Regions from separate parts of the Homo sapiens genome. Here region 2 is linked to region 1. The links are chromatin loops, found by intact Hi-C in ENCODE. Cell type or tissue: MCF 10A. All regions are shown on one strand. Links, peaks and the distances in the headings refer to the core of each region. The heading gives the core; the rest is flanking DNA. Region 1 overlaps LOC105372661 (a long non-coding RNA gene). Region 2 has its middle 170 kb from the start of KCNG1.

Region 1 (2,913 bases), core at 163-2,662:
TCTTAAGTCTAGCCTTGCTTCCTAGAAGTTTAAAATCGAGTAGGGAGGCATCCTGAGGGGGCATGTGCTGTTTGGTTTTAATATTGCTGACAAATAGTGTCATCCTAAACCCCCAGAGTCCTCTGCCTCCACCCAGGCTGTTCACCTGGGATCCCTTGGACCTCACTGATATCCAGCAACTAAAGGGTTAATGCCTAGCCCAGCAGGGGATGCTGCCCAAAGCTGGAGTCACAGTTTGTTCTGATTTAGTCAATACTGGCCTCTCCCTCATGACACCGATGGTTAAATATTCAGAACATTACTCCAGAGGCAATGTATACAGTCATGAAACAAGCCACAGTAAAAAATGCTGCAGAATGTCTGTCATAAGGGCTAGAGCAAGTGGCAATGACCCCCCCACCACCCCATCTGATGGGCAGCAAGCTGCTTCTCTGGAAGATGTCCATCCTCTTTCTCAGGCCACCTCCACACTGAGCCAGTCCTCTTCCCGTCTCACCTGGATTCTTCCCTTAGCCTCCTCTCTGGCCTCCCTGCCTCTACCCTCACCCCTGAGCCAATCCATCCTCCATACAGCAGCCAGAAAAACAAGTTTGGTCACACCAACCCTCTGCTTAAAACCACCCCATGGTTTTCTGTGCTCACGGTCAGGCTAAAGCTCCCAGTTCCCTTTAGAGCAATCTCTGCAATGTGCAGTTATACATTTGTTTGTTTTGTTTATTTTTGGTCTCCATCCCGGAATGGCAGGCCCAACAAAGACTCTCTAGTGTTTATATCCAGTGTCTAGCGCAGTGTCTGGCACACAGTAGGTGCTCAATAGATGTTTGCTTAGTCAGAGAAAGAATAAATGAATGGATGACTGAGCACTCACCGTGAGGTCTGCAAGAGCCCAGAAGGAGCGGGATGTTTCCTCGGCAGGTTATAATTTGCAGAGGCAGAGAAGAGATTGCCATTCAAGGCAAAGGAACGGTCAGGGCAAAGGCTGGGAGGTGGTGTGTAGGTGGCTTCATCTGCCCTACAGGGCTCTGTCAGCAAGAAGACAATACAGGGAAGGGACTGAGAGCGTGGGGTTCTGAGTCAAAGGCCCTGGGTTCAAGTCCTGGCTCCACTATTATTAGCTGATGACCTTGGGAATGAGGTCACCTTTGTTTGACTCAGTTTTCTCATCTTACAAATGAGACGATGATGATCTCTACCTTATAGAACTGTTTTGAGGACTAAATGAGATAACATAAGTCTGGGTGAAAAAAAAAGGCTCAATAAATGTCAGTGAGTGTGTTTGATTCTGGGAAAGAAATAACACTTGCCAAGTATTTTCTGTGCAGGGCATGTACTGAGCCGCTCATTTAATCCTTTTAGCAACCCGGTGAGGTTTACTTTCGTATTTCAGTTTGACAGATGAATGTGACATTCTCCCCTGTCATGGGTATCCCAGCACCTGGTTTATTGTGGTTGATTCAGTGCGGTGATGTTTAACCCTTGCCTGGGCATTAGAATTACTTGGGGAGTTGCTGTAAAATACCCACACTTCCCACCACCGGCCAGCCAAATAAATCAGAATTTTTGGGGAAAGGCCCAGGTATCAGTATTTTTTAAAACTCCCTAGATGATCCTAATAGACCAGCCAAATGGTCTAAGTTTGGATGTGAAAGACTGTGTGGTTGTCACAGTGAGCCCCAGGACTGGGGCTAGGACTTGAGGATGGGGGCTGTGAGGCACTTCTTACTCTGACTACTGACAGCAAAGCCAGACAAGTCACTTCATAGAGGAGACTCGGAAATCTGTTACCACCCAGTGTGGGCATGCCTGGAGTGTGGCTTTCAAGTGCTCAGCAATATTGCTTGGTGGAGTCTTCAAATCACAAGCATCCCTCACTTTTATGGGGCTGTCTGCTCCAGGCATCCAATTTGTATTAGCGAAAGCTCCCTCTCCTTCATAGGAGGGTGTAACAAAAGGGAACCCAAGACATATAGATATTTTCTCTGTGCTTGTCTGGGGGCTGACTGTTCCCAGATCTTATTGAAAGAGGCCAGGCATGGTGGCTTACGTCTGTAATCCCAGCACTTTGGGAGGCTGAGGCAGGCGGATCACCTGAAGTTGGGAGTTCGAGACCAGCCTGGCCAACATGGAGAAACCTCATCTCTACAAAAAATACAAAATTAGCTGGGCATGGTGGTGCATGTCTGTAATCCCAGCTACTTGGGAGGCTGAGGTAGCAGAATCACTTGAACTTGGGAGGTGGAAGTTGCAGTGAGTCGAGATCATGCCATTGCACTGCAGCCTGGACAACAAGAGTGAAACTCTGTCTTAAATAAATAAATAAATAAATAAATAAATAAATAAATAAATAGCTAGCTAGCTTTGGGGCCTGAACCTGACTTCTCCTAAAACTGTTGGTCTGCTATGTTACTTTCAACCCCTTCCTATAGCAATTTGTGAAATAAGTCATTTCTCTAATTAAAAAACCAACCAACTAACCAACAGGATGCCTAGTTAAATTAGAAATGTAGCTACACAATGAATAACATTGCATGATACAGTAAAAAAAAAAAATTACTTATTGTGTACCTGAAATTCAAATTTACCTGAGTGTTCTGCAGTTTATCTGGCAACCCTACCTGGGTCTCACTTTCTGGGGCTACTTCAGAGTTAATAGCATGGACATTAACACCACAGACATCCTCCTTGGAACCCAGCTCTGTCCCTTAAGTGGTAACTGAGCTGCAGGCAAGACATTTAACTTTTGAATGGTAAATGCTTCTTTTCCCATAAGCAAATACAGATAATAATAGTACCTGTTTCTTGTGGTTATTGTAACTGTAAAATAGAATCATCTATCTAAAGTACATACTAAGTGCTCGATAAATGGTAACTGTTATTATATTTACTGTATCAGGAAACAATATCAGCAATGTA
Region 2 (2,913 bases), core at 147-2,646, 72 kb after region 1:
GTGGAGCGTGATGTTGCCTTGGTGTTGCTGCTGGGAGGAGGGAACACATATGAGCCTGTGAGTCTTTGAAGGGGAGTTCCAGGCACTCCAGGTCCCACGGAGACAGGGAGGTTCCTGGAAATGAAGCTTACGCTTGAAGGATGAGAAAGTATGAACCACGCATGGTGTAGGTGTGGACCGGGAGTGAAAGGCGTTCCAGGCAGAGAGAATGGCGTTTGCAAAGGCCTCAAGCCTCAAGAGCTCAGGGACCGCTGGGGGGAAAGTGAGCAGAGGAGAGGATGATTTTTTTTTTTTTTCCCGACAGCAACTTTCCTTTTCATAGCCAATTATATTAAGATAGAATTCACATGCCATAAGATTCCCTCCTTTAAAGTATAGAATTCAGGAGTTGTTAGTACATTCACAGTAGTGCAGACATAGCCACTATTAATTCCAGAACATTTTTCGGTATCCCAAGAAAGAAACCCTGTGCCCATTGGCAGTCACACTCCGTTGTGCCAACTCCCTCAACCCTTGGCAACCACGATCCGCTTTCTGTATCTATGGATTGGCCTATCTGGACATCTCACATAAATGGAATCGTAGTCTTTGTGACTGGCTTCTTTACTTAGCAAGTGTGTTTTTTATTTGTATTTTTTTAATGTAGTAAAATACATGTAACGTCAAATTTACCATCTTAACTTGGTGGTTGTTACTATCATTGCTCAGGCTGGAGGGCAGTGGTGCGATCTCAGTTCGCTGCAATCTCCACCTCCCAGGCTCAGGTGATCTTCCCACCTAAGCCTCTGAATAGCTGGGACTATAAGTGCATGCATCACCGCACTGGCTAATTTTTGTATTAACTTTGTATAAATTTTATAGAGATGGGGTCTCACCATGTTGTCTAGGCTGGTCTCGAACTCCTGGGCTCAAGTAATCTGCCCACTTCAGGCTTTCAAAGTGCTGGGCGAACAAATATCTGTTCCAGTCCCTACTTTCAGTTCTTTTGGATATATGTTTACGTAGAAGTAGAGGGAGGATGACTTTTTAAAGTAAAAGCCCTCCTGCCATTTTCTTAAAAATGTTTCCCCTAGGACAGCTTGCCCCGTCAAACAAAGTGCCCCCTTGTAGCACTGTTTAATTAAATGACTGCAACCAGTGTACCGTGTGCACATCCAGGAACGTGCCATGTGCCCTTCCTCTCCTTCATAGAGCTGGGAACACTTCGTGGTTGTCGCTTAGTTGGTCTGGTGAGATGAGAGGAATGGCTCTGTGTTGACGGCGCTGGCCACTTCCAGGCCTTCCTCTTCTAAGTCAGGGCTGCATTTGGCATAAACGGGTTCTAGCAGTCGAACCCCTGTTATCGCAAGAACTGCCTCCGTCTGTTTTGCATTGCTATGAAGCAATATCTGAGGCTGGGTAGTTTACAAAGAAGAGAGGTTTATTTGGCTCACTGTTCTGCAGGCTGTACAGGAAGCATGGCACCAGCATCTGCCTCTGGGGAGAGCCTCAGGAAGCTTATAATTATAGTGGACGGTGAACGGGGAGCAGGTGTGTAGCATGGTGAGAGAGGGAGCAAGAGAAAAGGGAGGAGGTGCCGGGCTCTTTAAACAGCAGCTCTCATGTGAATTAATAGAGTGAGAACTGACTCATTACCGCAGGGAGGACGCCAAGTCATTCATGAGGGAATCCACCCCCGTGACCAAAACACCTCCCACCAAGCTCCACCTCCAACATCGGGGATCACATTTCAACATGAGGTTTGCAGAGGACACACACCCAAACTATATCCAATTCATATTTATTATGTCCTTAGAAAGTGCTGGGCTCTGTACCAAGCAGTATATGTGGGTTATTCAATCAACGTGATACTTATGACGTGTGTAAGATGATTCCCACTTTACAGTTGAGGTCACTGGGGCACAGAGAAGGAAAGTAGTTTGCCCAGGGTTACAGAGCCAACGTAAGAGCCACAGTTTTGAGTGCGGGCATCCTGCCTCTAGATCTCATGCCCTTGTCCACTGAAATAAGCAATATAGCAGGCTGTTGAAGAGCCCAGGCTTAGCCATTTGCGAGCCCTATGACCCTGGAAATATTGTTTAACCTGTCTGAGCCTCAGTGTGACCATCCATAAAATGGGGACAGTGCTGTACCCACTTGAAACGATTATCCTGAGAGTTCAATGAGATGGTGTGTGTGGAGCTGGTGCATTGGGAGTTTCACTAAATATCAGTTCCTGTCGCAGGGAGAGAGTCAGGGTTGAGCAGACCAGCTTATGTCCTGGCTGGACCTTGGGTATTAGTGTGATTGTGGACTGTTCTTCAAAGCTGAGGCCAGCATGGGGAACATGGTTTAATGATCTCCCGCCTGGGCATTCAGTATCCGGGAGCTTGGATGTTTGCAGAGGCTGCTGGGATGGGGAGGGAACTTAGAGGCTCCTCGATAGTAGCACACGTCCTTGCTGCAACCCTAAATAATTGCTTTTCTCCCGAGGCTACTGCTTGCTCTGCCTGGGGTAGGAGCCAGGCTTGGGACTTGTCTTGGTGGCCCAGGGCTATTTCATTCAAGTTGGTGGACTCTGATTTTAATTGACTCTTGTGTGCCTTGAGACCATTTTCCAAGGAAAATGGATCATTAAGCCTGAGTTTGTCCTCAGAGAAGTTCCAAATGGTCTATGGCTCCTGGGTACAAGCAAGGATCATGGAAAGTCGTTTTGTGAAGTCTCAGTGAGATGTGCTTGTTCTGGACACTGAGTTCTGGTCCCAGGGATTCCAGTTCTCTCCAGCTCATGGTGGCAAAGAGCCTGTCTGATGGCACTGGTGTTGAATAATCTCCACCAAACACGAGGGGCAAATTTCAAGGATGGCTTTTACTCAGCAGGTTTCTTGGACAGGCTGGCATTGCTCCTTCCCCTTTGACCCTCCAGGATAACAA

The links. Hi-C counts contacts between places; a loop is a spot of excess contacts. Peaks named below come from ENCODE experiments on the same cell type or tissue, not always from the same donor. Only the 100,000 strongest peaks of a DNase experiment are listed, where the experiment ranks them.
Region 2: a loop joins it to region 1, with 7 times the contacts of the local background. A loop is called at or near these places in 1 of 110 quality-filtered maps.

Annotation. Positions count from the first base shown.
Region 1 is chr20:51,121,758-51,124,670 of GRCh38, forward strand. The region is part of intron 1 of LOC105372661 (a long non-coding RNA gene); the gene reads left to right. It overlaps LOC105372662 (a long non-coding RNA gene), which reads right to left. Exons shown (of 3, transcript XR_001754668.2): 2 at 869-1,022. Among named protein-coding and RNA genes, the nearest start is that of KCNG1, 100 kb to the left of the region's middle. In MCF 10A, for the core only: no CTCF peak of the experiment used is centred there; no DNase peak of the experiment used is centred there.
Region 2 is chr20:51,194,098-51,197,010 of GRCh38, forward strand. No RefSeq gene overlaps it. Among named protein-coding and RNA genes, the nearest start is that of KCNG1, 170 kb to the left of the region's middle. In MCF 10A, for the core only: no CTCF peak of the experiment used is centred there; a DNase peak (open chromatin) is centred at 1,674.